3 separate regions of the Homo sapiens genome follow, and regions 2 and 3 are each linked to region 1. Evidence: chromatin loops called from intact Hi-C (ENCODE). Cell type or tissue: CD14-positive monocyte. All regions are shown on one strand. Each heading gives the region's core, and the rest is flanking DNA. Links, peaks and the distances in the headings are about the cores only.

What was found. A loop is a pair of places that touch in the nucleus more often than their neighbours do. Peaks named below come from ENCODE experiments on the same cell type or tissue, not always from the same donor. Only the 100,000 strongest peaks of a DNase experiment are listed, where the experiment ranks them.
Region 2: it touches region 1 in a loop (2.0-fold over the local background); 1 of 110 quality-filtered maps calls a loop at or near these places.
Region 3: a loop joins it to region 1, with 4 times the contacts of the local background. A loop is called at or near these places in 1 of 110 quality-filtered maps.

Annotation. Positions count from the first base shown.
Region 1 is chr13:80,170,004-80,178,562 of GRCh38, forward strand. No RefSeq gene overlaps it. Among named protein-coding and RNA genes, the nearest start is that of LINC01080, 160 kb to the left of the region's middle. In CD14-positive monocyte, for the core only: no CTCF peak of the experiment used is centred there; a DNase peak (open chromatin) is centred at 3,428; H3K4me3 peaks cover 370 bases.
Region 2 is chr13:80,221,610-80,230,168 of GRCh38, forward strand. No RefSeq gene overlaps it. Among named protein-coding and RNA genes, the nearest start is that of SPRY2, 120 kb to the right of the region's middle. In CD14-positive monocyte, for the core only: no CTCF peak of the experiment used is centred there; no DNase peak of the experiment used is centred there.
Region 3 is chr13:80,440,091-80,448,649 of GRCh38, forward strand. No RefSeq gene overlaps it. Among named protein-coding and RNA genes, the nearest start is that of SPRY2, 100 kb to the left of the region's middle. In CD14-positive monocyte, for the core only: no CTCF peak of the experiment used is centred there; a DNase peak (open chromatin) is centred at 4,351; H3K4me3 peaks cover 619 bases; H3K27ac peaks cover 930 bases; H3K27me3 peaks cover 283 bases.

The sequences.
Region 1 (8,559 bases), core at 1,559-5,558:
ACAACTCATTACAGCATTATAGCATTTTAGCTGTGGGTCTTTTAGTCAGGGCCATCCTAATAAAGACCATAGTGGGTGGCTTATAAACAACAGAAATTTGTTTCTCACAGTTCTGGAAGCTGGAAGTCTGAGACCAAGGTGCCAGCATGGTCAGGCTCTGGTGAGGGCCCTTTTTCAGATCTCAGCCTGCCATCGTCTCATTTATACTCATGCTGGGGAAAGAGAACAAGAGAGGTCTCTGGGGTTCCTTTTACTGGAGATCTAATCCCCTTCCTGAAGGGATTTTATCTAATCCCCCACCTTCATGACTAATTACCTCCCAAAGGTCCCATCTCCTAATCACATCACATCGGGAGTTAGGATTTCAGCATATGAATTTCAGGGAAACACAAACGTTTAGTCCATAGCGGTCTCCTTCACCAGCCTTAGCTACTTGATAACAGAGACTCTATTTTAATCTTCATATCCCTAGTGCTTATCTTCTACAGTTTTTGGCATGTGGTTATTTCTTAATAATTTTTTTCCCCATAAGAATGAGCCAGGGAAGGCAGTACTCACAATGTGCTAGCAACTCTCCAAGCCATACTTCTATGGAATTGGGTAATACCTGCTAATTCCATAGAACAGAAAGTGGATAGATTACACAGCCCTAATTTTAGCTGTGGAGAGTTTTCCTGGACTCCTTATACAAGGGGATTCTCCCTAACCTTTCCTAGTGCCCCCTAGATTGACATCTCCTAAGGTCTTAGTTTCTCTGGCAAAGTTAGTCCACAAGGCATACTCTCATTATGCTTCCTGCTGTTGGTAGATGTCATAGAAACCTAGCAAATAGTCAGGTAGCACACTGCCAAGGCTGTCAGAATAAGATTTATATTTTCAAAAAATTCTCAAAGATAGGAGCAAAAGCAGGCGTGCCCTTCTCTTGTGACCTGTCACATCCTAGGGCAGTACACAGAGACTCCCAAAAGTCTAGTCTCCAGAGGAAGAGCCTCAGACCTTTAAACTGAGTGACTGGGAAATACCAGCCCCTCCTCTGGCACAATCAGGGGCTGGGATCTCATAGCCACATGATGGACGAAATCTTAGCTCCAACCCTGGTCCATCAGCCAAGCACTTACCATTAGGGAAGGAAATATTCTGGGGTCCAAACTGTATGGCTGCAGATATATAATATGGCAGGTCAGTGGCATGGTTTGTACTGCAGCATTCATGGCTGGAGTAGCACCAGCCCCTCCCCTGGCATAATCAGTGATCTTGAGATCACAGCTTACATGCTGTGGTAGGCAGGTGACCTTTTTGGCCACTTCGAGGTTCATGACCTGAATTACTCAACTGTGGCTGCTTTCACGTAGCTTTGCAGGAGGAAAGCCTAGGGGCGATTAGTACTGGACAAGTTAAACCCTGGTCTTTCAATGGACTTAGTCAATCCTTGTATGGTCTTGACTCATTAGCATCTGCTAATCCCTCTGAGTCTGAGTAAAATTAATCGGTCAAATTCACATTGAATTACTTCTTAAAAACAAAGTTATTAACACTCCTGTCTCTAAAATTAAAAGTGATCATTAAGCCTGCAAGGGTAGCAGCACCGTCTAACAGCCCAATGCATCTCTAGTGCCTATGCTACTGCTTTTGTTGAGTGAACGAAAGAATATTTTTAATTATGGGAATTAGACATCATTTTGGTTTGACTTTAAATAAAATGGGATTCAAATGTGTTTGCTATTTCCTAAAAGTAAATGATCCTGACAACTATAATGAGTAGTATTTAAAAAGGTCATCATTTTTATACCCTACCTCTCTACTCACCCCAGCAATCAAATAGTACCCTAATATCTACTTCCTGTCACGTGTTAAGTTTATCTAGAATAAAGGGCCATGGATTTAGTGAGAATCTAAGAAACAGCAGGAGCACGCAGGTCCTGCTTCACTAAAGAAAATTCATCTCCAGGTAGGCGCAGTGGCTCACACCTGTAATCCCAGCACTCTGGGAGGCCAAAGCAGGCAGATCACTTGAGGTCAGGAGTTTGACACCAGCTTGGCCAACATGATGAAACCCTGCCTCTACTGAAAATACAAAACTTAGCCAGGCGTGATGGCGGACACCTGTAATCCCAGCTACTTGGGAGGCTGAGGCACAAGAATCGCTTGAACCTGGGAGGTGGAGGTTGCCATGAGCTGAGATCACGCCACCATACTCCAGCCTGGGTGACAGAGACAGACTCAGTCTCAAAAAAAACGAAATTCATCTCCAATCATTGGAGGCATCATTGGAGGGCTTACTTACATCAGGAGCCTGCAAGGGGCATTTTCCAGACCTCCTGTCATGACAGCATGTCCTTATAAGATGGCACATTAGAATCAGCTGGAGATTTGATAAAAACAAACTAACAAACAACAACCAGATTTAGACCCCATTCCTAAAGATTCTAATTTAATTGGTTTGGGGTGGGGTGTGGGTATGACTGTAATCTGAAGGCAAACCATGTGTAAGCTGAATATGGTTTGTGCTGCTGCTGAGAACTACACAATACAAAGCATTGCCTGCATCTTGATGCCAATGTGGGAACTGATTTTCACTGTTTATATAGAAATAAAGTAAATACAGAAACCCAGAGCATTTAGAAATTTTTATAGTAAACTTACTGGGTAAATTATGTCTTTTAAATCTAATAAGAAGGTATCAAATATTATATTTCTAGTCTCTTATTTTTCATGTTATTTCATTTTTCTAGTAACAAAATTCATTTGTATTGTATTTAAAACAATACCAATTCATAATGGATTAAATATTAAAAACCGAAAAACCTAGCCCTTCACCTCAGTTTGCTCTATCTCTGTCTGTCTCTGTTTCTCTCTCACTCTCTCTCTCTGTCACTCACATATACACACACACACACACACACACACACACACCCCACACAGCAGAACTAGCAGAGAAGAGCAATAGTTACCAGCCTTCTTTGAGAATTTAGTCTGCTCTTTATTGCTCTGTCCCTGGCTCCCAGGGACAAAAAAGGGGGAAAGAAGAAAAATAAAAGAGGAAGAAAAGAAAAAAAAAGAGAAGAAATAAAAGGAAGAAAGGAGACAACAAAAGAAAAAAGAAGGAAAAAAGAAGGAGGGAAGGAAGGAAGGAACGGAGGGAGGGAGGGAAGAAGGGAGGAAGGGAGGGAGGGAGGGAAGGAAGTAGGGAGAAGGAAGAGAGTCATCTCACATTGACTGTGGCAATGCTGTATAAATTGATATTACAGGCCTTTCTTCTCACAGCCAGGAGAAGGTGGAGTGAATCTGTATACAGCATTTTTAGGGTCTGTATCTTCCCTTGCTCTGCACTTGTGTTCTGATGGTTTCAAGTTATTCTCCAATATGGTATTGACTCAAAACGTTGACTCAGAGAACTGGATTAGAGGAAGTACATTGAACTGGGAACCGAAAGCCTTGAGTTCCACTCTTATTCTGCCATTAACCAGCAGTGTGATGTGGGAAAGCTGCCAGATTGGTGAACTCCAGCTTTTTCATCAGAAGATGAAAGAGTAGGGCTTGACCCTTTTTAAGCATTGTGCCATAGTTGTATTTTGTTTCAAGCTTTTGCCTGCCTTTTGTTTCTTAAATATAACTAATTCTAAAAAAAAAAAGAGCAAGATTAAAATCTAATATTGACCTTTTGCTTTTAATTATTTAGGATGAGACGAAAGGTAAAGTTTTTGTTGTTTTTGCTTTGGTTTTTGCACATGGTCTTGGCTTCTTGGAATATAAATATAGTGCATATCAAATCCTATCTCTTGAGCATTATTAAATGAGAAAATAAGTATGTAGTCAGCAGAGTGAGTAGTTCTCAATAAGTGGAAGCAATAATTATTATTCAAAAATTTTAAATATTAATTTAATAAAGATTACTTATGAATGAAAAGCATCTAATAGATACCTGTTTTCCACATTTGCATTGTTCTTTATTCCATTAAAAGATTCAGAAGTGGCTGGGCATGGTGGTTCACGCCTGTAATCCCACCACTGTGGGAGGCCAAGGCAGGTGGATCACCTGAGGTCAGGAGTTTGAGACCAGCCAGACCAACATGGAGAGACCCCATCTCTGCTAAAAATACAAAATTAGCCAGTCATGGTGGCACATGCTTGTAATCCCAGCTACTCAGGAGGCTGAGGCAGGAGAATCTCTTGGACCCGGGAGGCAGAGGTTGTGGTGAGCCAAGATTGTGCCATTGCACTCTAGCCTGGGCAACAAGAGTGAAACTCCGCCTCAAAAAAAAAAAAAAAAAAAGAGATTCAGAAGCTCAGTGATGGTTGAGGTTTTACTAATTTGGGAGACACAGCTTTGGTTTGAGTTTTCAAGAGTTGCTTTGTTGATAAGAATATTTTAATAATGATTTTCCCGTTAATCTTTCTAAATTGTTCAGATAATAAATACTGTTCCCATTGAATGTCTAACCAAACACCCGTTAGTTTTCTGACTACTCTTTTAAAAATTCCTTTAGCTGTCTTAAGAGCATTTTACAGTAGAAAAAGATATTCCTTTCTGTGCAAGACAGTTTGGCCCTTAGGGGAAGAAATCTTTCAAAGGCAAAACCAGAAACTTTACAATGTTATAGTGAAGACTAATTCACTCTTTTTTTTTTTTTTTTTTGAGATGGAGTTTTGCTCTTGTTGCCCAGGCTGGAGTGCAATGGTGCGATCTTGGCTCACTGCAACCTCTGCCTCCCGGGTTCAAGCAATTCTCCCTGCCTCAGCCTCCTAAATTGCTGGGATTACAGGAATCCACCACCACGCCTGGCTAATTTTTTGTATTTTCAGTAGAGAAGGTGTTTTGCCATGTTGGCCAGGCTGGTCTTGAACTCCTGACCTCAGGTGATCCACCCACCTCAGCCTCCCAAAGTGCTGGGATTACAGGCATGAGCCACCTCACCTGGCCAATTCACTCAATTTCTAATACGATTCTCCAATAAAATGAACCAGGGCTCATTGGAAAAGTTATAGGACTATGGTAGGAAATAAACATGGTAAGCCTGGGGCATTGTGTGGTACCCAAAAGTAAGGAACTGCTCAAAAAATAAGAGGATGAGGACATGTTAAAGAACACAAGAGCCAACTTGGAAGAGCCCCTAATCTCCAAAGGTGTAACAATTGGAGTGACAATAACATAATATTGGATGTCTAACCCAAAATATAAATAAACCCATATCAATTCTACAAATAGCTGATTAAATCAATAAATGGAAGAGACACATCTTCCTTACAAAAGAATTCCAAATAATATATGTAGATATGCCCTCCTCCCAGAGATGGAGCTTCATTACTCCTCATCCCACCCTCTTGAGTATGGGATGGACTCACTGAATCATTTAGTAAATAGAATATGGAAAGGGAAAAACAGTGACTTTACAGTGGAGAACACTGACAAACATTACCTTCACCAACTAATCAAGATTAACATCACCAGTGATTCAGCAGTTTGATGCCATATCCTCTGTCTTAGTTTGGGCTGCTATAACAAATCACCATAGACTAGGTGGCTTAAAAAACAAACATTTACTTCTCACAATTCTGGAGGCTGAAAGTCTGAAATCATGGTGCTGGCACAGTCAGGTTCTGCTGAGGATTCTCTTCCAGACTGCAGACTGCACAATGGCAGAAAAAGGGCTAAACAGCTCTCTGGAGCCTCTTTTATAAGGGCACTAATCCCATTCATGAGGGCTCCACCCTCATGAGCTAATCCCCTCCCAACCACCCCACCTCCTAATTCTGTCACATTGGTTATTCTATTAGGATTTCAATATGAATTTTGAGGGGACACAAACATCTAGCTCATAACACCCTGTGATATACTGTTGTGAGAAGGGCACTTCACTTCCCTGACATTATCTTCAGAACTCTGTAACCTCAGTTCGACTCTGATGAAACACTGGACAAATACGCATTGAAGGACATTCTATAAACACCTCCCCAATACTCCTAAAAAATGTCAGGCACAGTGGCTCACTCCTGTAATCCCAGCACTTTGGGAGGCTGAGGCAGGCTGATCACTTGAGGTCAGGAGTTCAAGACCAGCCTGGCCAACATGGTGAAACCCTGTTTCTACTAAAAATACAAAAATTAGTTGGGCATGGTGGGGTGCACCTGTAGTCCCAGCTACTCAGGCTGCTGAAGCAGGAGAATCACTTGATCCCAGGAGGCGGAAGTTGCAGTGAGCTGAGATTGCACCACTGTACTCCAGCATGGGCGACAGGAGCAAGACTCCGTCTCAAAAAAAAAAAAAGTCAAAGTCATTACAAACAAAGAAAGTCTGAGCAACTATCAGAGCCAATAGGAGCCTGAGGAGACATGATTAAATGTAATGTGGTATCCTGAAGCAGAAAAACAGACATTAGGAAAAAACTCATGAAATGCAATCAAGTATGGAGTTTAGTTAACAGTAATGAACACATATTTGATTCCTTAGTAGTAATAAATGTACCATAGTAATGTAAAAGGTTAACAACAGGGGAAACTGAATGAAGGATATACAGGAACTCTTTGTTCAGGTACTGTTTTCAACTTTTCTGTAGGTCTGAAACTATTTGTAAAATAGTTTACTTACTTTTTTTTTTTACAGTGAATGCTACTTGATAGTTTGTGTAAAGGTGTTTATTAGCCACTTGACTGAGAGCAGGCAGGAACACAGCACTGAAAACAAGTCTCATACATAATAAGCGGTCAACAACCTCTATTGAATAAATGTAATAACTATCAAATATTTATACACAATATAAGTTATAAGCTATTTATTTGCAATTAAAAGCAGTTTTTAAAATCCTTAAATTTTAAGGTTATAGGAGAAATTACTCAAAAAGAGGAAAAAAATGTTTTCATTTACTGAAAGTTTCCAAAATATATTCAAACCAGGGATAATTTAAGGAAAGTTACAGAGGAGGTGGCATATGCAATCAGTTAGGAAGCTGCCCAGCCAAATGGAACATTGCTGAAAGGGAAAATGGAGAAGATCTGATTAAAAGTAGGTATGTTTTCTTTTGGGAACTTTAAAAATTGTTACCATTTCCTCTTCTGTCTCTTGTTTGTTGTGGTGAGCTCTAGGCTTCTTCCTTTCTCTTGTTTCTCTTGTTTTATTTTTATTTTTGCTTTATATATATAGATGTATATCTACATATATTTTATAAATATATATGTTTAAATATATAAAATATATTTATAATATAAATATAAATATATAACTAAACTTTTAAAATATAAATATATTAATATATATTTATATATAAAATATATACAATATTGATTGACTTGTATTTGATAATACTTGTCAATTGACAAGTAGAACTTGATTTAGATACTGGCTTTGTCATATAATGGCTATGTAACCTTGGACCAATTTTTATATATATATATTTTTTTCCTTGTGGTCTATCTCACATTTTGTTTTTTTCTTTCTTACTACTCTGATTTTCTTTTGTCTCTCCTTTTCCCCCCTTATGATCTGGCAGCCCCAGGCTGAAGCTTGCTTCCCTTTCATGTGAATGACTCAGCCCCTGTCTTCTGTTCTCAAGCACCTGGCTTGGGCCCATCCTTTACTTATCAGCATTTTCTTTAAGGACACTTGCAGGCATTTATGAAGTATTTTGCGATTCGCTCTTCATATGTTCTCTACATCTGAAAACAGATGCAGCTCATCGGGCTTGTTAATTCACAAATCTGGGAAACATTGTAGACTTCAGTGACAGAACTTACTTTCTATGAGTAAAGTGATATAACTTGTCCTTATTTGAAATATGTGAGAGCAGAATTATTAGGAAAAAAAAATTACTCTGCCAAACTTTTTTTTTCCTTTTTTTTTTTTTTTGAGATGGAGTCTGGCTCTGTCGCCCAGGCTGGAGTGCAGTGGCGCGATCTCAGCTCACTGCAAACTCCGCCTCCTGGGTTCACGCCATTCTCCTGCCTCAGCCTACTGAGTAACTGGGACTACAGGCGCCCGCCACCACGCCCGGCTAATTTTTTGTATTTTTAGTAGAGACGGGGTTTCACCATGTTAGCCAGGATGGTCTCGATCTTCAGACCTCATGATCTGCCCACCTCAGCCTCCCAAAGTGCTGGGATTACAGGCGTGAGCCACCATGCCTGGCCAACTCTGCCAAACATTTTTATCCTTTTCTTTAGAATGTATTTTTTAAAGCTTTATCAGTTTTCACTTCATTTTTTTGCCCCCAAAATCTGAAAACTTGATTTCTGGTCTCCTACCAGGGAGATTCTAGACAAGTCATATAGTTTTTCAAGTCTCCATGTACCTAGTTGTAAAATGGAAATCATCTATAATACCTTACATGGCAGGAGAGACAATCCCAATTGACTAGATGGCCCTTCCAGGTAGATATAAAATCAAAGATTCTAAGTTGGAATTAGAATTTGAGAGGCAACTCTATGTACATTTCTATTTATAGGCTATGAAACAAAATAAAAATACAAGATATAATCTCTGCCTTTCAGGAATTTTCCATTTTGTTTGGTATATAAGGCATTCACATAATGTAGCTAAATACATCGGGATGAATTATATGCTTGAAT
Region 2 (8,559 bases), core at 1,575-5,574, 52 kb after region 1:
CTCCACTGTGTCTTCTGTAAATCTGGAGAAAAGTAGTGAGCCTCGAACTTAGGTGTGCTTAGAACCTACCCACCATTCAATGTACAATAGGAATTATTAATGTTATCTTAGATAATATTAATGTACTAACTGGCTCTGTCCTTTATGATTTTATAGAAATTTTACATTAGTTCATTTCTTCACAACTGAATTTAGAAAAATCCTTACCAGATATGCAATGAGGTCTAAACTAAGATGTTCAAATATTAAATATAAACTACTTATAATTTCAAACAATTTGAAACCATTTAATTTAAAATGTGAGTGTACTCTGATTATTCAAAATTTTATATTTATACTAATATAGAGATTCCATATTTGTTTTATAGTAGTCCATTATTAAAAACTTTTGAAATCAAAACCACTGTATTTGCTTTGTAATTTTCCTAAAGATTGTCCCACAGATGTGACTTTTTTTTTTTTTTTTTTTTTTTGAGATAGAGTCTCACTCTGTCACACCCAGGCTGGAAGGCAGTGGCACGATCTTGGCTCACTGCAACCTCCGTCTCCTGGGTTCAAGCAATTCTCCTGCCTCAGCCTCCTGAATAGCTGGGCTTACAGGCACATGCCACCACACCAGGCTAATTTTTGTATTTTTAGTAGAGACAGGGTTTCACCATGTTGACCAGGCTGGTCTCGAACTCCTGAGCTCAGGTAATCTGCCTGCCTTGGCCTCTCAAAGTGCTGAGATTATAGGCGTGAGCCACCCCTCCTGGCCAGGATGTGACTATTTCTTACATAAAGGTTGGCACTCTGTGGTTTTAAAGTTGTGTTCAGGGGTATATGTCAACCTTGGAAGAAGTTTCATCACGGGAAACACTTAACTTGGGTCTGCTATATCACTGCTTCAAGGATGATGGTTGAAATATAATGCAGAAGACATGCATGATCTGAAAAAATGACAAACCACTTGTCTCCTACAAAGTAGTGGTAATTAGGAGAATTAGATGCTGTTACTTCCTGAAGTTTCTATTTGAAATATGACTCCAAAATTCATCGAAGTCATTACCAAAAACACATCATTTTGTCTGAGACAACAGCATACTAGCTACAATGTTTTGGTGCAATATTGCTCGGTCTCAGTGAAATTTGCTTGTAAGAGGATACGGTAAATGTATTAGCTTGGTACTTATCCTACCAAGTACCATACATATGAATGGTAAATGTATTAGCTACTGTAACAGATTACTACAAACTTTGTAGCTGAAAACATTAATTTATTATTTTATAGTTCTGGAGATCAGGAATCTGAAGTGGGTGTCACTGGGCCCAAATTAAGGTGTTGGCAGTGCTGATCTCCCCTGAAGGTTCTAGGAGAGAATTTGTTTCTTCACCTTTCCAGCTTCCACAGGCCACCCTCATTCCTTGGCTAGCAGCCCCTCCCTCTACATGCAAATTTCATCACTTCGACTTCCACTTCCATTGATTGCCACACCTCTTATCTGCCTCTCATCTTCCTGCCTCCCTCTTATAAGTTCCCTTGTGATGACATTGGGCCCAACCAGATCATTTAGGATTATCTCCCCATTTCAAGATCTTGAATTTGATCACATCTACAAAGGGCATCTTCCTGTGTAAGGTAATGATGAGTGCAGGAAATGCTACCCCAAAATATGGCACTTTGGCATACTGAGTATTTTAAGCGGAAAGAAATTGAGAAAACTGCAGAAGCAGAAAGGTCATTCTCTGACCTTCTCTGCCTTTCTTCCCTGAGGCCATAGAAAGAATTTGTTTTACCTACCTCTCCTGATAGTAGGTTATAAGATCCTCATTCCAGAGGGGTCCTGCCCTATACCTGGAGGCCAAGGAGAATCTGAGCAAAGAAGCCTTGCTAAATTTCCCTCAGTTTATTACCATTAGGTCAACCCCCCGTTTTGTCCAGTCATACTTCTACAAGACTTCTCTTTCTTTTTTTTTTTTTTTTTTTTGAGATGGAGTCTCACTATTGTCACCTAGGCTGGAGTGCAGTGGTGCAATCTCAGCTCACTGCAACTTCCACCTCCCAGGTTCAAATGATTCTCCTGCCTCAGCCTCCCAAGTAGCTGGGATTGCAGGTGCCCTCCACCACCCCCGGCTAATTTTTGTATTTTGCGTAGAGATGGGGTTTCACCATGTTGGCCAGCCTGCTCTTAAACTCCTGACCTCAAGTGATCCACCCACCTCAGCCTCCCAAAGTACCTGACTTTTCAATCTTCATCAAACCTAAGCATACAAATATACAGTTTTCCCTGAGTTTGGGGGTCTTTTCTGAAGGCTCCCGTTCCCATAATTTTTTTTTTTTTTTTGTCATCCAGGCCGGAGTGCAATGGCACAATCTCTGCTCACTGCAACCTCCGCCTCCCAGGTTCAAGTGATTCTCCTGCCTCAGCCTCTTGAGTAGGTGGGATTATAGGGGTGTACCACCATGCCTGGCTAATTTTTGTATTTTTAGTAGAGATGGGGTTTGACCATGTTGGCGAGGCTAGTCTCGAACTCCTGACCTCAGGTGATCCGCCCGCCTCAGCCTCCCAAAGTGCTGGGATTACAGGCACCCAGCCCCATAAAACTTTTGTTAAGTAAATTTCTTGTACTTTTCTCTTGTTAATTTGTCTTTCATTTTAGGGATGTCGGCCATGAACCTTGTGATGAGTGAGAAGAATTTTTAAATTTTTCTCTCCTACAAAAACGTATTCAAAACTTTTAGAGATTAAGATGTGGCTATATTTTGGGAAACCATTATTCTTTCTACCACATTGAAGTATGAAATTAATCTCAATAATATAGTAATCTAAGCACAAAAAAAGTCTTGAAAGAAACCAATAAACTTAATCAAAATGAATAAACCAATGATGTGCATTGAACCAGGCTTATTCTATTACCAACACTAAGAAAAGAAAACTCTATTTGACATATAGCTATTATATTTGATTGGCATAGTGACTCAGGAGTTCATATTGTTAAAACTACTTTTACCTTCATGAATGCAATGCATTAATGAATATGTGGGAGGTAGGAGGAGGATGAGGAAGTTGGAGGAGGAGGGAATAAAGCATGAGGCATTTATCATTTCATGAGTCATCTTGACATAAAAGGATAAATGCCTCATGCTTTATTATCCAATGGAAACTTTATTATCAAATGGAAACTTTGTTAATAAATAATAAACAAACATTTTTATTTTGTTGATAATAAAAAATGCTTTGTTATCAAATGGAAACTTTGTTATCCAATGAAGTCCATAAAATGGAAACTCTGTTATCCAATGAAATAACTGAATTTTATACACACAAACCAAAATAAAGGTGAAGCAAAAAAATTTTTTTTTGTTTTTTTGTTTTTTTTTTTTTGTTTTTAGAGACAGAGTCTCACTCTGTGGCCCGGGCTGGAGAGCAGTGAGCAATCTCAGCTCAGCTCCTGAATAGCTGGGACTACAGGCACACGCTGCCACACCCGGCTAATTTTTTGTATTTTAGTAGAGACGGGGTTTCACCTTGTTGCCCAGGCTGGTCTCAAACTCCTGAGCTCAGGCAATCCGCCCGCCTCGGCCTCCCAAAGTGCTAGGATTACAGGCATGAGCCACCATGCCCGGCAAGAAAGGAAATTTTTAAATAACAGATAGCGGAAAGAGAAGTTTTGGATCCAAGCCCAATCTCTTACCACATGAACTTGATCAAGTCACCTAACCTCTCTAAGCTTTAGATGTGTTTCTGTGAAATGGAGCAATAATAGCTGCCTTGTAGGTAGACTGTTAGAGTTTGGAATACTCCCATCAGTCTCGTAATGAACAATGAGTTATCTACAGTCTCCCCAAATCACAAACAACGCATTCACCTTCAATGTGTTATATACAGTTTAAATCTCATAAATTATGTCTCCAGATAACTACATCAGATACTCTTCTAGTTCAGGAGACAGTAAACTGAAGCGCCATCTTTATTATTTTGTATGGTGTTGTTGATTCTCAACAGACATGTCTCAGGTTAATTCTACCCAACCACCTAAGATTAATGTGACAGCGTGTTGACTGATTTGACACATATGTAACTTTATTATATTTCTGTTTGCACTGGTTGTGTCCAAATTTAGGACGAAGTGATTTTAAATATCTGAATGGCATCATCTTTTCTTCTGTGAAGTACTTTTTATCATCATTTCCAGGACTCCTCTCCAGTCCTCTAATGTATCCTAATAGTTACTTCACTATGATACAATACCTACTACATGTAATGTAATCCAAAGTACATATTGTCTACCTTTTTTTCTCTTTAAATTTTTGAGACAAGTATTTACTTTCTATATCCCACATATCATTGGTTTTGGCCCCAGAATCTCAACCAGATATTCAAGAAAAATAAATCCACATGAAATCATAGAATCTCAGTATTGGAAGTGCCCCTGGCAATCACTTAGTTTCACCTTTTAGCAATGTTTAAACTCGCCATGTGTTAATGGCACAGAGTATCCTTTTTTTTTTTTTTTTTTTTTTTTTTGAGACGGAGTCTGGCTCTGTCGCCAGGCTGGAGTGCAGTGGCGCCATCTCGGTTCACTGCAATCTCCACCTCCCAGGTTCAAGTGACTCTCCTGCCTCAGCCTCCCAAGTAGCTGGGACTACAGGCTTGCACCACCACGCCCAGCTAATTTTTTTGTATTTTTAGTAGAGACGGGGTTTCACCATGTTTTCCAGAGTGGGTCTCTATCTCTTGACCTCGTGATCTGCCCGCCTCAGCCTCCCAAAGTACTGGGATTACAGGCGTGAGCCACCGCACCCGGCCTGAGTATCCATTTTTTAATAAAATGCATGATGATTAATGCTTGTTGGAGACAAGAGCTTCCAACTTTGTCATCTAACACACAGAAAATGTGGCATTTTTGAACTTGTCAAATCATGCTCAACAGATGACATAGCATCTACGTGCATATTTCAAAACTCTAAACTGGGGATTGGCAAATTGTGGCCCCAGGATCAAATTCAGCCTGCCACCTGCCTTTATATGGCCTGTGAAACAAGAATGGGTTTTACATTTTTAAATAATTTTTTAAAAGTCAAAAGAAGAATGATATTTTGTGTCACATAAAAATTATGCAAAAGTCAAATTTTAGTGTCCATAAATGAAATTTCTCGAAACACAACCACACTCATTAATTTCCATATTGTCTATGGCTGCCTTCCCATTACAATGGCAGAGCTGAGTAGCTGTGACAGAATCTGTAGGTGGTGCCCCATTCACTTCACATTGCTGTTAAGTACAGTACTAATAACAATGTCATAGTCATAACTCAACTGATTTTCAAGTGTCATATATGTTACTGTCCTGTGACATTTTATTTTAAAGTCCAGTTAAATATGACCAGTGCAAATCATGTCAAAACAAGAAAACAAAGCAAAAGTAGACTTTGAGTGTTACACGTTTAAGGAACAGTTGAGTGAAATTAGATGGCAAAGCATCATGTTTATTATGCAAAGACTTTTAGCTGTGCTAAAATAATACAACATACTTCAACATTACTGGAGCTAGCACTCGTCACAGTATCTCCAGCTTGTGGGAGAGCAGCAATGAGGAAAATCAGAAAAGTTAAGACAAAATATATAGCAGAATTTCTTCACAAAAATAAACAAACTGAAAACCAAAAAGGTTTTATTTGTTAGCCATGCAAGGAAACCTGTTTACTAGTGGTGATGTAATTAAATTGTGTTTGACACAATTGCAAAGAAATGTGTCCAGAGAAAATAAATTTACTTAAGACTATTAGCCTCTGGGTGAGAACACTTGCTCAAAAAGTTGAGGACATTAAGAGCAGCATCAATGGTCAATTAAAATAAAAGGCAAATGATTTTGAATAGTTTTCCTTGGCTCTTCATGAACTGATGGATGTCAGAGATACCACTTGGTTGTTATTTATTCAAGGACACAATGCTGAGTTTAAAGTGATGGAAGAATTAGCCTCTATGAATAGTCTGCATGTAGTAACTACAGACAAGAATATTTTCAAAGAGCATGAGAGAACACTAATTCAATAAAATCTGGAAGGAAATTTGCTAAGATATGTTAAAACTGATAGTGTTAAAAATACATATGGGGAAGAAAAACATTTAGTTGAACAAATTTAGAAAGTTTGTGAAAATACAGTGTTTACAGCTGGTGATTATTTATTATATTATTCACCAACAGGTGCTTTGCAGAAAATAAATTAATCTACCATGTGCTTTTGAACTAGTAGTATAAATTTCACGTGCTCTTTTGAGCTAACCATGATCAGTTCCATGATTTTATTTGGTCAAAAATAGAAGCTAAATATTCCGACTTGCCCTACCACCCAGGAATTTGATGGTTTAGCAGTAAGAAAGTTTAACTGTGATTTTTTTTTAAGCCCAGGACCAAGATTGATTTTTTTCTGCAAGAAGGATTCTCAATCACTATTATGAAAAACCGAATGGCTTTGGAAGTTAGCCTTTGCTGCAGACTTGAAAATGTTTCTTCATAAACTCACCCTAACATTGCAAGGTCAAATAGCACTACATGAGAAATTTATACTTCAGTGAAGACATTTTGACAAAAACTAACATTGTTTAAATCACCAGTAATGTTAAGCTGCTTTATACATGTCCCATTCTGTCAAAGGTTAAAATAAAGAGCAAGATCTTCATTCCTACAAAAATACATAGTGCATGTATCTTTTGACCCCCTACTACAGTTCAAGTAACATTTTCCAAACATGGTACAAGTATGAAGGAAATTTCTATGTTTCAAAAAATCCATTTAAATATATAATTCAGGAGCTTCTGCCTAGTACTCAACTTGAAGTTAATAATCTGAGATGTAATCACATCCTAAAATGCAAATATCAGGAAAAAACATAATAGAATTCTTATATAAATTATTTCCAAGTGATAAATAAGCTCAGTTAAAGTCAGATGCTAAAAATAAACACGTGTCTGTCTAAAAGCACATTTTCCAAGATGAAATAGATAAAATATCATACACATTTTACAAATCAACATTAACAGATAAACATGTGCAATCAATTTTGATCATAGGAAACACTAATTTTGAACCCCAATTAAATAAAATATTATCCCCACAAAAGAATTGTATTCTCATTAGTAGACGTATGTTACACAAAAGTTATACTCAATTATTACTATATTTTAAATTTGATCAATAAAAATTTCATTAAAAATTTACTTTTTTATTATTCAAGAGCAATTGTTCCCTCAGTATCCATAGGGGATTGTTCCAGGACACTCATGGGTACCAAAGTCACTGGATACTCAAGTTCTTGATATAAAGGGATACAACATTTACATATAATCTACCCACATCTTCCCATACGCTTTAAATCCTCTCTAGATTACTTCAAATACCTAATACAATGTAAATGCTATGTATTGTAGTCTGTTTTGTGTAGCTATAAAGGAATACCTGAGCCTGGGTAATTTATAAAGAAAGAAAGGTTTACTTGGCTCACAATTCTGATGTCTGGAAAAGTTCAAGATTGGACATTTGCATCTGGTTAGGGCCTCAGGCTGTTTCTACTCATGGTAGAAGGTGAAAGGGAGACGGTGTCTGCAAAGATCACGTGGCGAGAGGCACAGTGGAGGTACGAGGCTCTTTTTAACAATCAGGTCAATGGATTGGTAACCAATGGATAAGAATGGTCTTGTAATTATACAGAGCTTTGCAATGAGTTGAGAGAGAACTTTTGATTGTTATGATGATGATACTTCTTATAATTTTGTTATAGTGTTATGAATAAATTACTCTCTTAAATACTCTTGGAAATAAACTCAATATAAATAAATAATAAAAGTAATTACAAACAATTTCTAAAAAATTAATTCTGCCAACTTTTCCATTAAGAGTTCATAGATACAAAGAACATATGGATGCTAGAACATGCTTGTTTGTTTGCTTATTTGTTTCATGCAATAATAAATTGTTTTCATCAAGCCTAATTTTAACACTGCATTTTAAATAAGCTTATTTTCTGATATATGTTTATATTTCTAATGGAAAATTGTATTCTAAAAAATCGAAGTAAAATTAAATCATATTGTTAAGAATAATGTCATTTCCTGCATTATATTTACATAATAGATTAAGCACAATTAGGCCATTTGAAGTACTTGCAAATTATCTCTTTCTCTTGTCTATTTTATACCTATCCATCTCTCTATTTTGTAACTGCCTCTCTCTCCATCCCTGCTTCCACTGTTTTTTTCTTTAAAATCTTATTATTTTTCCTTGGAAATGGTCTCTGAATCACTCTGATTGTATTCAATAAATTTTTATTAAATGTTCAATGACTAAATCAGAACTGGGTCACTGTTGGAAGCACAATTATCAGGCTGGCTTCCCTCACTCCATTAACTGAACTCCCATCCATCCAAATACACAAAACGACCTTTCTAAAATCCTAAACAAATCTTGTCACTCCCTGGTATAATAATCTATTTTCAATGCCTTCCATTTAAAACCCTGGGTGCTTAACATGACACATAAGACCCTTTGTAATAATACCCAAGCCTACTTCAGCCTCATT
Region 3 (8,559 bases), core at 2,142-6,141, 270 kb after region 1:
ATGCTCAATCAAACTTTGATTTAGAAGAGCAGGCTTTAAATGCAAAGAACTTTGGAAATGCCTTTACTCATTTATTTTGCTACTATATTCATTTTACGTATACACAAAAGTAATATACAATAAAAATCTATCTAAAGAAGTCTAAAATAACTCTTCTAACAAGTATAATCACTGTAAGTGATAAAGCATTCTGTCATAGTTTAATTGGAAGCATTTTTCTTAGTGGTATATAGGAAAATGGGGCTTCCTACAATCAATTATGTATTTGATGCAATGACATAAAGCAATATATACATATATTTAAATATTAATAAATGCCAACTTTACTTCCTATACTTGCAGTGACAACAACAATAATAATCACATAACTGCTCTTATTAAATAAAATCCAACTTGTTAACTAAAAAAGCATAACCACTGCAGCATCCATTTATTCATACATATCTCACTGACTCTTCCAAAACACAGCTTGAAAAGATCCAGCATGAATGCTTAATTTCAGTACACTGAATTTAAGACCAAATACACACTGTATAAGTACCAAGGCTAAATTGTGATCATCATTACATTAGATTCTATATCTTTGCTATTATGAATAGTGCTGCAACAAATGTGGGGGTACAGGTATCTTTTTGATATATTGACTTTTTTCCCTTTGGATAAATACCCACTAGTGGGATTGCTGGATCATGTGGTAGTTCTATTTTTAGTTTTTTGAGAAATCTCCACACCATTTTCCATAATGATAGTAATTTACATTCCCACCAAAGTGTTTAAGAGTTCCCCGCTTTTTTTCACATCCTCACCAGCATCTGTTATTTTTTGTTTTTTTGATAATAGCCATCCTAGCTGGGCTGAGATGATGTCACATTGTGGTTTTGATTTTAAGTTCTCTGATCATTAGTTTAAGCATTTTTTCATATACTTGTTGGCTGTTTGTATGTCATCTTTTGAGAATTGTCTACTGGGATTATTTGTTGGTTTTCCTGTTGAGTTGAGTTCCTTGTATATTCTAGACACTAGTGGCTTCTCAGATAAATAGTTTACAAATATTTGTCTCTATTCAACAGGTTGTCTCTTCACTGTGTTCATTGTTTTCTTTGCTGTGCAGGAAGGTTTTAGTTTAATTTAGTATCATTTGTCTATTTTTTTATTGTTGCCTGTTCTTTTGAAGTCATATACATGAAACCTTTGCCTAGACTAATTCTTAAAGTGTTTTCCCTAAGCTTCCTTCTGGTAGTTATATAGTTTCAGGTCTTACATTTAAGTCTTTAACCTATTTTGGGCTGATTTTTGTATGTGGAAAGAGATAGGGGTCCAGTTTCTTTCCTCTGCCTACAAATATCCAATTTTCGCAGCATCATTTCTGGACAAGAATATCCTTTCTCCAATGTATGTTCTTGAGACCTTTGTCAAAATCAATTGTCTGTAAATATGTGGATTTATTTCTGGATTCTCTATTCTGTTGCATTGGTCCATGTGTCTGTTTTTGTGCTGGTACCCTGGTGTTTTGATTACTATAGCTTTCTAATATATTTTGAAGTAAGGCAGTATGATGCCTCCAGTTTTGTTCTTTTTGCTTAGGATTGCTTTGGGTATTTGGGGTCTTTGTTGGTTCCATATGAATTTTAGGATAGTTTTTTCTATTTCTGTGAAAAATGACATTAATATTTTGATAACGATTAAATTGAATCTGTAGATTGCTTTGAGCAATATGATAATTGTAACAGTATTCTGATCCATAAGCATAGAATATCTTTCCATTTGTTTGTGTCCTCTTCAATTTCTTTCATCAGTGTTTTGTAGTTTTCTTTTTAGTGGTCTTTCACTTTAGTGAAATTTATTCCTAGTATTTTACTTTATTTGTAGCTACTGTAAATGAGATTGCCTTCTTGGTTTCTTTCTTAGTTCATTATTGGTGTATAGAAAATGCTACTGCATTTTGTATGTTGATTTTGTATCCTACAACTTTACTGAATTTAGCTTTCAGATCTTAGAGTCTTTAGGTGGAGTCTCTAGGTTTCTCTAGATAGAAGATTACATCATCTGCAAAGGGGGACAATTTTACTTCCTCTTTTCCAATTTGTATGCTTTTTATGTATTTGTCTTGCCTATTGTTCTGGCTAGGACTTTCAGTACTATGTTGAACAGATCTGGTAAAATTGGGCAGCTTTGTTGTGTTCCAGCTCTTAGAAGAAAGGCTTTCAACATTTCCCTGTTCAGTATTATGATAACATTACATTAGTCATATATAGCCTTTATTATGTGGACATGTTTTCCTTCTATGCCTAGCCTGTTGAGAATTTTTATGAAGGGTGGTTGAATTTTATCAAATGTTTCTTCTGTGTGTATTGAGATGATCATATGATTTTTGTTCTTCATTCTGTTGATATGATGTATCACATTTATTGATTTGTGTATACTGAACCATCTCTACATCCCTGAGATAAATCCCACTTGACCATGGTGTGTTATCTTTTTGATGCACCATTGGATTGGATTTGCTAGTATTGTAAGGATTTTTGGATCTATGTTCCTCAGTGACATTGACCTGTAACTTTCTTCTTTTGCATCCTTGTCAAGTTTTGGTTTTGAAGTAATGCTGTCATCATAGAATGAGTTAGAAAGAATTCCTTCTGCTTCAATCTTTTGAAATAGTTTGAAGATAATTGGTGTTAGTTCTTCTTTGTAAGTTTAGTAGAATTTGGCAGTGTGTAAACTGGACTGGGCTATTCTTTGTTAGGAAATTTCTATTGCTGATTCAATCTCATTGCTCATTATTGGTCTGTTCATGCTTTCTATTTCTTTCTGAATCAATCTTGGTAGGTTGTATGTGTCCAAAAATTTACACATTTCCTTTGGATTTTCCAGTTTTTCAAGTATATAGTTGTTTTTGTCTCTGATCTTTTGTATTTTTGTGGTATCAGTTATAACATTTTCTTTTTCTTTCCCAATTTTGTTTATTTGGGTCTTCTTTTCTCTCTCATCCCTTTTTTATTAGTCTAGCTAGTGGTTTATCAATTTTATTTCTTTTCAAAAAACTTTTCATTTTATCAATCTTTTATATTGCCTTTGCATCTCTATTTCATCTATTTCTGCTCTGATCTTTACTACTTCCTTCCATCTACTAATTTTAGTTGGCTTATGCTTGCTTTTGTCTTATTTTTTTAAATGAAGTTACTTAACCAAAAAATGTGTGATCAAGTCTGCTGTAGGTGAGAGCCAATGTGCTTATTTATGTAAAATCATTATCCATTAATTCTTTCATGTTACCCAGATTAACTTTTTATATGGAATACAGCCCAGTTTCATGTTCTTATTTCGTAATACTTTTGAAAATATTTAAAATACAGTCCAGGTTTCTCTTGTCACTAAGTTAAAAAAAAAATTCTACCTTGGAGTGATAACTTCTTCCTCCCCCTTCTCTTCCTCTTTTCTTCCTCCTCCTCCTTTCTTCTTTTTCTCCTCCTTCTCTCTTTTCATACACACACACATACAAACACCAATACACACACGTACATATTTATCAATAATTGGGTAGATAACATATAAATATTGGGAGCTTTTCAAATAATTTCAGTGGGAAAAATCTCTCATTTCAGTTGATATTACTGATATTTTAATATTATCAGTGATATCCTGAATAATCATGTGAATCTTTGAGGTGGATTTGCCTTTCTTATGAGCCTCTTAACATTTCTCTGTGCTTGTTTTTTCTAGGATCTTAGAAGCAGTGAGGAATTCTTATTCATCTTCACCCTAGTTGTAACTGATATTGTAGGTCGACTCTCAATTTCCATTCCAAACTCCTTCTCCCTTGACTTCTTTACAAATTTTAATGAGGGGGAAAAACACTAGAGATTACACCTCTTGTAAGTCAGACTGACCATCTGACAAATTTCTGAGCTGAGATTTTGATAAAAAAATTATCAGGGAGCACTGCCCTCCTTCCCTTGCCAGGTAAAAAGGCAAAGCCAGGTAAAGAAGAAGATTTTACCATCACCTTGCAAACTTTTTTCTTTTTTGGGATGCACAGAAGTTTAGTAGTCTTCTTGTGTACCTGAGGATGCCTCATGTGCTAGAAAATGGTAAAGTAACGTAGAAGCATGCTCTTCTAGAGCAGCAGGATGATTCTTATTTGAAGGATATCACCCCATCCTTTAGTCATTGTTTGTTGTGTTTTCTGTTGTTTGCAACCACACCGAACCCTAACTTAGTAGTCTTACTCTCACCTCTTCCTGTTTTCTCTGAGATTGTGCTGTAATTTCTTCACCTCCTACATCTGAGGAGCTGCCAGCCAGTATGACTGATGCCTTCCTATCCTCACATCTCACTTAATGGACACAATGCCCATAAAACAGTGGAGTGACAGGGGTTATGATAGGGCAAATGTGACCTTATTTCACCATCATCTGATGTCTTTCATGTGTCTATTTTTAAATGTCTTGTCTAGAGGGTAATTTCCTCTTTCCATTGCCTCTGTCACTTTGTCTCTCTGTAGTAATATTAACATGTAGTTTTACTTGTTTCACCCAGAAGTATGCTGAAATAACTATTTTAATATTTATTACAGAACTGTAATAAGTATCTCCTCATGTAATAATGGAGGAGGAAATTGGCTGTTTGATGCCATAGTTTAGGGAGCAAGGATAATATTGAATTAGGTTTGTTTGAATTATGCAAAAGTAGGTCAAATTTCGAAAACAGGCTAAAGAGTAAACAACATGGGGATTATACAGAAGGGGTGGACAAAGAAGAGAATGGAATGAGGAAGGAAAGGCCAGAGAGGAGGCGTAAGGTGGAGTTTAAAATTGGATAAAATGGTTCACAGGGAAAAAAAAATCACAGCTATTAGGGTCACCAAAGGACTTTTAAAATAAGTGGATGCAGCATTTAGCTCGCATAGATGCTTTGCTTAAATGTGAAGTTTGCTCTGTGTCTTCCCCATCTTCAGTTAAATCTTCTACATTCCTAAATGATTTTTGGATAGAAATCATAGGAGAAGACTTTCATCTTTGGTTCAACACTATACCAAATAGATACTGTAAGTGCAGAATGACTCCACAAATTCAACTGAAATCACTGCTTACAGTGTTCTAAGGCTTCCTGAAAATCCCAGAAATCCTACAGAATGAGGTTTGAAACAGTGACATGTCCCTTAAAGAGCTTTGTGAACCCAGTTGGTATCTGAGTGAGACTAAGATAAAAATGATTACATGATATTAATAGAAGAGTATATCCTAGTCATGAGATATGAAGTTTTACTCAAATATTGCTTTAAGTTTAAGAAAGTTTGGAAGAAAGTTTTTTCCCCCCCAATTTTTGCTTTTTTCCTCTATACATAATGAAAGCTTATGAGGTGAAGGGGACTGTATCTTTTTTTTTTTTTGTCAATAGATTCCCAGAATTTAGGTCAGTGCAAGTCACCTAATAGGTCTCAATAAAACTTTTTTGTCAGGCTCACACCTATAATCCCAACACTTTGAGAGGCTGAGGCAGGAGGATTGCTTGAGGCCGGGAGTTCAAGACCAGCCTGGGCAACAGAGATTGTCTCTACAAAAAAATTTTTAAACAACTACCTGGGTGTAATGGTGCATGACTGTAGTCCCAGCTACTCAGGAGGCTGAGGTGGGAGGATTGTTTGAGCCCAGGAGTTCTAGGCTGCAGTAAGCCATGATTGGGCCACTGCACTCTAGCTTGGATGACAGAGCAAGACTTTTTCTGTAAAAGTTAAAAATAATAAAAGTATTTGAGTGAATAAAATTAATTTAGAAATATAAAAATATGAAATTTGGAGAGTGTACAACTTGATAAGTTATAAGTTCTTTTGTTCTACCTTCCATGTAGAGATAATACTTTGTTAAAAATTAGTTTCATATTTTATAGAAAAAAATTTTATATTGCTTCTTCAAAGTACCTGAATGAATCACTGTAAGCAGTGATTTCAGTTGAATTCATGGAGTCATTCTGCATTTACAATATCTATTTGGTATAGTGTTAAACCAAAGATGAAAGTTTTCTATAATTTCTATCCAAATCATTCTATATATTCTATTTTATATATATATATATATATATATATTCTGTATATTCTATCGAAGGCCTAGAATATGTAGTGCATTACAGGTGCTTTGAGGAAACAACATGAAACTTTCTGCAGTATTTACTACTACAGTGGATGAAAAAATGGTACTTGTTGGTTGTCACTTTTTTTTTTTTTTTTTTTTTTGGAGTCTCACTCTGTTGCTCAGGCTGGAGTGCAGTGGCACGATCTCGACTCACTGCAATCTCCGCCTCCTGGGTTCAAGTGATTCTCCTGCCTCAGCCTCCCAAGTAGCTGTGACTATAGGCACGTGCCACCACGGCCAGCTAACTTTTGTATTTTTAATAAAGATGAGGTTTCGCCATGTTGGCCAGGCTGGTCTCAAACTCCTGACTTCAGGTGAACTTCCCACCTCAGCCTCCCAAAGCGCTGGGGTTATAAGCATGAGACACCGCACCCTGCAGTTGTCACTTTTTTTTTTCTCTAAAGAATCGTTTTGCCAAACTTGATTCATAGTAGAATTTTAGTTTTTTGTTCTTTGTTCTTCTTTTGATGCTAAAATAAAAGTTAATTTTAATAAAATTGTTATAGATTGTTAAACATATTTTAACTAAGGCAAAGTAACTATAAGTAACTAACAAATAATGGAAATTTGGAAATAATTTCTGTTCTGATCACCTTGATTTAAAGCCAGCTTACTCCAAAATGCTGTCACATTGCTTTTATATAATCATATGCTCTCAAGTTAGTTCCTAGAAAAGCACAACAGACGTACAAACTGCAAATAAAAGGTCATTAGTGTCTGGATGTGGGATACTACATATGCAAGTATTGTTTTGAATAATCCTGATATTTCTCAGTCTTATTTACCACAATCCTCTTTCTCCAAATATTTTCCTCTTATATTTCACTATCTGAAGATGGCCATTTTTCTTCAAAAGCCATAGATGCTATCAGACAAAAATTTCTCCACTTAACATTGTGCTTTCCCTTTCTAAGTTGTGTTTAGAATTTATCAATTTCATTGTCTTTTAGCTAGTTGCAAAATCTGAAAAAAATGGTGATTATATCTATGTCAGTATTCTGGTTGCTATATTCTTCTATAGGGTTACCAAAAAAAAATATTATGATTAGGGGAAACTGGGTAAAGCTTACATGCAGATCTCTGTATTATCTTTTTTTAAACAACTGTATGTGAACTTACAACTATATTAGTAAAATTTTCATTAAAACAAAATCTGAGAGAAGTCTATTTCTAAGCAGAGCAGGTTGACTTTGGAGACATAGGCAGGTGAAGATTAATGTAAAATATTGTCTAGATTGTTAATGAATGAGTAAATTAATATATTGTAATATAGTGTATCCTTCTGCTACATAATCTTTCTTTACTACTAATTTATTTCTTTTCAATTACAGGGTCTTCCTTTTTAAAAATAATTCCTGCTTTACTATGTCTTCAATTTCTCCTTTTTGAATATTATGGTGGCTTTACTTAATTTTTACCCAAATTTATTGCTTTGTTATAACTTCCCACAGCTTCTGATTTCTGATTTTGAGAATCCATGTGGCTTTTGGATGTGTGAATTCAATTCTGAAGACTTGCTGAGGCTTGGCCATTCAGCTCAAATTATCGGCATGACCTAGTAACTGGTTCAGTAGTAGATGTATGAGAATCACAGATCCAGCTGAATTCCAGAAAATATTGTGAAAATTCAAGTTCTCTGTGGTTTGAGGACATGAAGCCTGCCTATTTTTTGCTACTATAAGAGGAGTCAGCTGGGCTTAAGTTTCATGTACAGAGATGAGCAAACCTAAAAGAGAGCCAGAGAAAAGGAGCCCCTATTGAAAATTAACTAAAGCCTATATCGTCTTTGGACTTTTTTCAAATGCATGAGATAAACAAACAAACAAAAAACAGACTTTCACTTTTCTTATTGCAACATATGAATCTCTCTAAACTACACTGATACTGAATTCAGTAATGGAAAAGAGGGTGTTGTAAGTAAAAATGTGAAACCAAGGAGAGAGTAGGTAGTGAAGAGAATTGCTCTGTCTTGTGCTGGAGAGTTGGCCTTCCTCATTCGTAGTTATAGGGGAGTTTACTAACCTGTGGCCCCTTGAACTCTGAAATAAGCATCATATAAGAAATGTCATAATGCTAAAGTATGTTGAAGCCTTCTTTTAATGTTCACTCTTGTCCCTTGATGAAGAGATAGGCTTCATTTGAAATTATACCTTCTGGAAGTTGAGAGGAGAAAAAATATGCTTTGTTAAGCAGTGCCTTCTGACTGCAGACTGTTACAAAAAACGATCTGAAATTTGGTTATCTGGTTTCTTGTAGGTTGGAAATGACAAATTCCTAACCCCAAGCTGAAGTTAATATAAGCAAAATTAAAGAGAGAGGGGACTGAAAAAGAGATAAAATTAGGGTAGAGGAAGAATCTGATTTCTCCAATTTTCCCCAGTTCCTCTCTTGAGTGTTCTCTGCCTCTTGGAAGGTAAAATTATTTCTGTGC